Regions from separate parts of the Homo sapiens genome. Here region 1 is linked to region 2. A link is a contact called in ENCODE Hi-C data. All regions are on one chromosome and are shown on one strand. The core of a region is the stretch at or near the end of the contact, and the rest is flanking DNA. Distances in the headings are between cores, read along the strand shown. Region 1 holds the start of MEF2C-AS1 (MEF2C antisense RNA 1). Region 2 holds the start of TMEM161B (transmembrane protein 161B).

Region 1 (4,039 bases), core at 1,183-3,682, 610 kb before region 2:
ATTATGGCAATAAACTTAGATGGTCCTTCAAATGCTTTGCTTTTTCAGGACCTTCGTGAATCTTGAAGAAAATTAATTTTATTTTTACCACCATATATAGACATATCTTAGTATTCGAAATATCTTTGCCCTTTAAATTTTTGGATTTTCAGAGAAGTTGTACTTTGAATGGAAACCTGATACAGATGTTCTCTGCCATATTATTAAAATGAATTCATGGTAATGGCAAACTCAACATTTGAAAAACCGGCAAACAAAATACATTGTAAATACTAATCTGCAAGAAATACTACTATTTCAGATGGTTTTTGCTTTGTGACAGTTTGTGATGCATTCCTATAATAAAAGGGAGGGAATGGTCTTAGTTTTGCTGATAGTCACAATGATGAGCTGGAACTTGAAGATTGTTCAGATCTAGTTGTACTTGCCTATAAAATAAACCTTCCCCTTTCAAGTGAAGCCTTGGGACAGTTGCCTAAATGTTGAGGCCACTCTTCTGAGAGAAGCTACTCACATCAAATACCTCCTACATTGAAGCAGGAGGCTTTTTGAACCATACTGTCCTCATATATTAAAATAGTCATCTGGAGGCATATTGCTGAACTTAACAGGAAATACAACTAGTCATTGGGTTAAACGTAGTGCTAAAAGGAATTTTCTAAAGTGAGGAAATCTTTAGTTAGCTAGATATTTCAATATACTATTGTCTAATCTCATATATTCCATGTTCTATTAATTTTCCCTTCTTGCTTTCACAATATTTTTTAAAAAATAGTTTGGTTTAAACATTTTATGTAATCTATAATTCTACTGGCATGCAATCTTGTCTTTTCATGATTCTATACTAGTTGATGTATTTTATCTTTGGCTTTATTGGGCATGGTATATATTAACAGTTGGTTAGGGCGGGAGGTGCCCAATCTCTAGTAGCCTAAATATTAAAGCCTTTTTTTTTTTTTTTTGTAAGGAAAAGTGTTTATCATGCTTTAACCTTAACATAAGTATCCTCCCTTATCAGTCTCTATTTCTGCTTCCTGTGCAGCTGAAACTCTTCAGGATAAGTGAAGTCATCAGCTATCGGCTAGGGTAGCCTAATGCATTTGGGAAGTTGGTTTGGTTTACATGTTAATGACCTGGATGAAGTCCAGTAAGGTGTGGAAAAGATAGAGTGGGGGGAGGGGGGGAACTCCGAGGAAGCTGCTTCCTCGGTAAATATTTCCAAACTGATTAGAAAGTTCATGGCCCCGCGATGAAGTCGAGATCTCAAATACTGGTAATTATTTTATTATTTCGTACATTACTAACATTAGAGAAACCTTTCGGCTCGCTTTCTAGCGCTCCAACCTCTCAGGGTGAAAACCGCGACTTCTGGGCGTGCAGGAAAAGCACGCTGGAATCGAGTGCTGCAGACATCCTGGACCGTGGTTTTTACGCGTGAGTAACGGAGGAGCGCACCGACCGGTGGAAGAGAGAAGTGGCTAACGCGTGTCCAAAAGGGGGAAAAGTCACAAGAGCAACTATTAGGGTCGCGCTCCTATTGGTCAGAGGAAAGATCCCGACTTTAGAAGGACTTTCCTGCTGGCTGGCTCGCAGCGTCCCCGGAGAGCAAGCGAGCGCGCCGCAGCGGGAGACTAGGTTCTCTCCGAGCGTCCTCCGCAGAGGCGCCGCGAGAGGAGCAGGGAGCCGCAGCTCGCCGTGTTGTCTTCATTTCGTGCAATAAAGAATTGTCATTAGGTTTGCGTATGGCATGTGCTATTACCCCACCGTAAAACTAAAATTAGCAAAATGTCAGGAATGGAAAGATTGATTCACCAAGATGCAATTATCATTTAAAAGTGCTTGATTGAGGTACTGATGTTCAGTGATTTATTCTGCATACCATATACATAATTAAAGTAGTGTAGTGGAGTAATTTATCAATCTAGTTGAGACTGGAGGGGTGAGGAGGGAGCTGCTGTATGTTTGTTTTATTAAAATGCTCCGAGGTCTAGTCCCGCCCCCCTTTTGCAAGAGTGAAACTGATGATTTCTCCAGCTCGCGAGGAAAGAGTCAACGGTTTGGGATTGTGGGGGAGAGAGAGACGGAGAGAAAAAGGCAGCGCGAAGCAAAGGCAAGGACAAAATTAAATAAAGGGGGAAAAAAGGAGGCAAAAGACATTTCATCGGACGTGCTGCTTAGAACCCCAACCATTCGTGCTCCGTCTTCCCTACCACCCCCGCCTCCCCTCCCAGTATCCTTCAATCCCCCCCGCCCCCACCACCCCCAGTCTTTTTTACGCGATGTTTCAAACGCTGTGAGCTGTTCTCCTTTTCCCATTCGTCTTCTGTCACTTCCTTCCTGGACGCAGTTTTCTGGACGAGTCTGGTTACTTTTAATCCGACCGGCCGCTGAGAGCCACTTTCTCCTCCTCCTCCTCCTCCTCCTTCTCTTCCTCCTCCTTCTTCCTCCTCCTCCTCCTCTTCCGAGCGGCCTCGGCGCGCGCGAATGCGCGGCCCCGCGCCCCCCCCCTCGCGCGCGCTCCCCTCGCGCGCGCGCACACACGCACACATCGTCTCCAGCTCTCTGCTCGCTCTGCTCGCAGTCACAGACACTTGAGCACACGCGTACACCCAGACATCTTCGGGCTGCTATTGGATTGACTTTGAAGGTTCTGTGTGGGTCGCCGTGGCTGCATGTTTGAATCAGGTGGAGAAGCACTTCAACGCTGGACGAAGTAAAGATTATTGTTGTTATTTTTTTTTTCTCTCTCTCTCTCTCTTAAGAAAGGAAAATATCCCAAGGACTAATCTGATCGGGTCTTCCTTCATGTAAGTACCCCTGATATTTCTCGAGGAAATAGAAAACCCGGGTATTGTCTCTAAAATCTGCATCAATATATTCCACGGCACTGTGTCTATCTATCCCTGTGCCTTTTTTGAAGGCTGAAGTTGAGGCTCGTTGTGCATTCTTTTTCGTTAGATTCCATGATTTCCTTGTTTGTTGCTAAAAGTAACTTTTTAGATAGTCGTATCCGTTTGCCATCAGCTATTGAAATCACTCCTGACTCGTTCCTGTCACACCAGTGTATTTAAAGTTTCATGAAGTTAGTTCACGTCATTAGCATGTTTGATATGGTGGAGCGTGTGGAGCCTGGTGGATTTTAATATTTCACAGCATGTTCTGTGACCTTGAAGTAGACGCCTTAAGATTTAGCAGTTAGTTCACTGTGGAAAGATGCTCCCATGAGTCCCCCCAAAGACACTGATTTGCCCTGGGTTATGCTTCTGAGCCACTAATTCTTGGGATTAGTTTGACCTAAAGCATGGCTGTCTGTCAGAGTATACCTTTGTGCATTTCCTTCCCTCACCAAAGTGCCGGCTTGACAGAGGGCTTCTTAATTGGTGTGGACAAAAAGTAATATCCCTGCCATAGTAGTCTACACATTTCACAATTCACGTTCGATTTCAGCATATGGATTGCTGTTCAGGTCAAGTCAAATACATAGCTGTTTAAAAGCAAGCAAGGTTAAGTCACTTAAATTGCCTTCTCTTTGGACTTGGAATGAAAGTTACCAAACTCGATGATAAAGTTTGTCACAAAGGAAGTATATATAGATGTGGCACATTGTTTATTTTATTATTAAATATTGTGGAAGTATTTAAATTTAATGCTAATGTTACCTTCCTTCCCTGAACATGGCTATTGCTTTTTAAAGGAAATTTTATATCTGAATCACTTCTGACTATTCTAAGTCCAGTAGTTATCATTCTTTGGGGAGAGCCTTTTTTTGTCACATTTTAGGAATGCGTGTCTTTTGTATAAAATACTTTATATGTAAATGCTGACAGTAGACTAAGTAGAATTGGGCTCTCTGCCAGTTCCTTAACCGGTCCTCAGTGGAGAATTGCTTTGACACAAAGTGCGTTTTACTATTGTGAATCTGAAACTAACTCTAATAGTAACTGTCTTATGAAATGCTTGGGGACTGCATATAATTTCTAAGTGCTATAAAGGAAACTCCAGCCACCTCATTATACCAGTCCAAAAAAAAAAAAAGCGA
Region 2 (3,965 bases), core at 176-2,675:
CTTCATAACAAAACATCACACTATGGCACAAAGTGAATTCATGGATGAAATTACTAACAGCTACAACTTAAGTAAGGACCCCAAGTCGTGAGACAAATTTCTGGGTTGAAAGTGCTCTGTATATCCATTTCAAGCCTGCCTCCAGTACGATGTCTCATTATAATCAAATAAAAAGGCAGAAAAAGTTGAATGGAATAGAGTTTGGAAAAAACACAAAATTAAAAGTTGTATGAGAGTTTCACTTATTTGCATCTGATATAAATATCTATACATCTATAGAAAAAAAAAACCCTCATACACTCAGTCTGTGTCCCTTTTCCTGACATAAAGCAACTGGCCCTGTGCAAGCTTCTTTGGGATGGCTGAGAACCCCGATATATCGATATATTTATAGATAGACGTCTACATATCTATCCAAATATCTATATCTATCCATATATCTACCTATCTATCTATCTATATATATATCTATATCTATCGATCGATATCTATCTATATCTATCTATCTAGACTTCCCTGGTGAGGGAGTGAACCGCTGCCTGACGGGGGCCAAGACTGGCAGAGCAGAGACGCGGTTTGTACATGAGGGGAGGTGGTGGCCAGAGCAAAAGTGAACCGCAGGCTAGGCAAAGACCACAGCACACAGCCATACAGGTGTCCAGGACCGTCAGATCCCAGAGCATCTATCTATATAGATAGGTATCTATATGGAAAACGTCCATATTGGAACGTATTAAAGAGGCAGAATTTTCTTCCTGGGTTCTCTGCTCTTGGTAGATGTTCTTCCGGCTTCAATTGCCACCTGTGAATAGTGAAGAAACTTCTCACTATGAGATTCCATTGCCCGGAAGGAGGGTAGAGCTACGGTACCCACTAAGGCAGGGAACAGAAGCAACAGACGGACAGGTCTGTGGAAATGAGGATATGCTAATAAGGGACCGAGTCAGGAAAACTAGAGGGTAACAAGAGGGCGTCAGTTAAGCTGAGACAAAATGACGGCCAAAGGTGGTCTTTACTCTCTCTAAATCACCTGGGTCTGGAGTCGACTCCCATCGCGCACCCTCACTCCCACCCCTGGCCCCCTCCCGCCCCCCACCCGCCCCCCTCCCTCTCCCCTCCCGCTCCCCACACCAACGTGTGCCTCCGTCACCTCTCAGACAGTGGATGCGTTCCTGTTGAAACCACCCAATCTACCTCAGGGTCCTCGCAAGCGCAGCCACCACGATCCGCCCGCCCACGTACCTGTGCTGCGCCTGCGCCTCCTCCGCTCTCTCAAGGTCAGCACCGCCCCCAGCCCACAACCTGGCACCCACGGAAGTTGCTTTAGAGGACGTCCTGCGTATCTTCACCTCTGCGTGGCGTGGGGTCGACGGCGCTCTGGAGAAGGGAGGAACTTCCTGTCCCGCGCGCGCACAACTTCCGGCAGAGCCGGAAGACCCTCTCTTTCGCTGTTTGAGAGTCTCTCGGCTCAAGGACCGGGAGGTAAGAGGTTTGGGACTGCCCCGGCAACTCCAGGGTGTCTGGTCCACGACCTATCCTAGGCGCCATGGTGAGTTCTTCTGTGAGGGCAGGAGTGACAACGGTGGGGCGAAAAGGGCGGGGAGGTCAGTACTGTGAAAAGAGCCATCAGGTGCTCTGCTCAGAATGGAGTTGAGACGTTGGGATGAGCTGCTGGGTAGGACCCACCACCTATCTCAGGGTGTCTGAGCCCCTGAGGAAGCAGCATTACGCCTACCTGTCTGGGAGACTAGCGGGCCGGAGGCAGGGGCGTATCTGTCAGGGAGTATGGACTGGGTAGCCTGCCTGTTCATGGCCCATTTACTGTGTATGGCCTGTGGCGCCAGGTGATCCCAGAGTTGACCTTGCCGGGTCAGTCACCTCTTCTGCGCCCCCTTCTCCATCCGCGGAACAGTGGCCAAGAACTTCAGATCTTAGAAATGCTTTTAGCCTCTCCAGGTGGACACAACGGGTCTCCTTGTATAAGATCAACACCTGTCATTTAAAGAAACGGTAGTCCCCTTATTCTTTACACTTAGCCATTTCATAATTGAAAAGGGTGTCAAATAAAAAACCCGAGTTTAGTAAGGACAGACTTTATTCGAAAGGAATATTGCAGGGGTGTGGAGGAAGGTTGAAGGAACTGTTGCAGTAGGGAGAATGACCGTAAGATTTGCATGCACCTTAAAGGTTAGGCAGAAAGGGTTTGTCTTTTGTTGGTAGGGGTAAATAAGATGTCAGGAATTGGGATGAAAATATGGGTATGATCCGGCAGTAACCAGATAATGTTTTACCCTGAGCCCATGTATTCTGAGGAGGAGCTGTTAGGAGAGGTTTGTATATGTTGTTTCAGACTGAGGGAAGGACAAAATTCAGGTACCCGAGAGAAGAGAATCTTAAAGTTTGGTTAATAAGTATTTTGTTCCGATTGATCTGTGGGACAGGTACTTCAGCAAGTCATTTACGAAGCAAAGGATGGGAATTAGAAGGGTCTAGTTATGGCCTTGTTATAGGTAAACAAGGGGTAGGGGGGTATGGATCAACCCTTAGTCTTATCTAAGTTCTACAGGAAAGATGATTCTTTGCAGTAAGCCAATTTCTCAGAACACAAACGGGGGCAAGGGGTTTCTTAACCTTTGCTGTTTTTCAAGATCACGGGGCTCTGGTGAAGTTCATTATTGTCAGTTTCTTCACCGTATACAAGATTTCAAACCCTCACTTGCAGAGGCTTCTGTCCTGGAATTTAGCTTCAGTTTGTCTTATATTTTCAGGGCCAAATATTGCCAACATTCAGTTAATGTGTGTGGTGATTGGCTTTTGAATGACTTTTAGAAACTTAGCTGAATGTAGAACAAAGACCTTCAAAATAATGTAGTTCCTGGTGCACTTTACCAGATAACCTATCTCTTTAAAGTTTTTTTTTTTAAGCCTCAGTGAATAATATGGTTTGTATTAAGAAAGTTGTTTTTCTTTTGTATCAGTGAAATTAGACAAGGATAGGGAAAACAGAACTGGGAGAAACCAAAGCCTAGTAATCACTCTTCCATCCCCATTTTTACAGAAGAAAGAATCTGGGGTCTAGAAATTGACAGTGATTTTTCTAAAGTAACAGTAGTTTGGCAGTCTGGACTAAAACTCATATTTTCATTTTTTAAATTTAAGATTAATTTTTGACTTTTTGGTCTGAAAAGTTGAAGGTAAAGTATAATTAAAATACTTAAGTTCATCATAGTCACAGAAAAGCTGAACATGAACTTGTTCTCAGTGTTTTGGAATACTAGAAGTAGAATCCTGCTTATCCTGTCGGTTCAAAAGAGATGGTTAATGTTTGGAACTAATGTAATCTTATGCTGTTTTTCTGAATGTCATTTTGGAACTAACTAGTTGGCTCTTTTCCTTCTGGAAGTGCTTATATTTCTGAGCTAATTATCTTGGCTGAGTTTTATCTTTCCCAGCTATGAAATTGATAATGTCTGTATATGCAAGTGTGGTTAATGCTTGGAATTTTTCAAAGGGAAGAGTTTAACCATTAAATGAAGTGAACATGGGCTGAATTTATTGAGGATTCAGCTTGTTGAAATCAGAACTTGTTTTGCATTGCTGGGGCCTAATGATATTATGAAAAGAACATTAGTATTGACCCCAGAGGACCCAGATTCTGCCCATTGTTAGTTATATGGATTTGGAAAAGTCACTCAATTTTGATAAGAGTTCCAAATTCCTCCTGGGTAAGAGAAGTGGGACTTGATGGGTATTAAAGCACCTTCTTAAATTTATGATTCCATGACTACTCAACATTTTTGAGGATAGTTACATGTTTCAGATTAAATAAAAGTTAGTCTGATTTCCACTGTTTTGTTTCCATGCCATTTTGGCTTAAGTTTGATTTCTTTTATCATTCTCTTTTTCATTTTTTTCATAAGTCACATAGATAGTACTTGGAATCTTTGTATATTTGGCCAAGTCTT

The links. Hi-C counts contacts between places; a loop is a spot of excess contacts on that map. Pooled maps may share reads with other maps.
Region 1: a map of OCI-LY7 shows a loop between it and region 2 (5-fold over the local background). The contact joins the promoter of MEF2C-AS1 here to the promoter of TMEM161B in region 2. A Hi-C loop is called at or near these places in 1 of 168 maps with a recorded cell type or tissue (OCI-LY7), 2 of 37 single-sample maps with no recorded cell type and 6 of 50 pooled maps.

What each region holds. Positions count from the first base shown.
Region 1 is chr5:88,881,723-88,885,761 of GRCh38, reverse strand. MEF2C-AS1 (MEF2C antisense RNA 1) reads right to left here and starts at 2,432. Exons shown (of 10, transcript NR_136219.1): 1 at 2,277-2,432. It overlaps MEF2C (myocyte enhancer factor 2C), which reads left to right and starts at 2,578. Exons shown (of 11, transcript NM_002397.5): 1 at 2,578-2,807. RefSeq lists an enhancer at 1,471-1,520.
Region 2 is chr5:88,266,305-88,270,269 of GRCh38, reverse strand. TMEM161B (transmembrane protein 161B) reads left to right here and starts at 1,425. Exons shown (of 12, transcript NM_153354.5): 1 at 1,425-1,549. The coding sequence starts at 1,547. It overlaps TMEM161B-DT (TMEM161B divergent transcript), which reads right to left and starts at 1,388. Exons shown (of 3, transcript NR_039995.1): 1 at 1,243-1,388. RefSeq lists enhancers at 1,259-1,448, 1,139-1,638.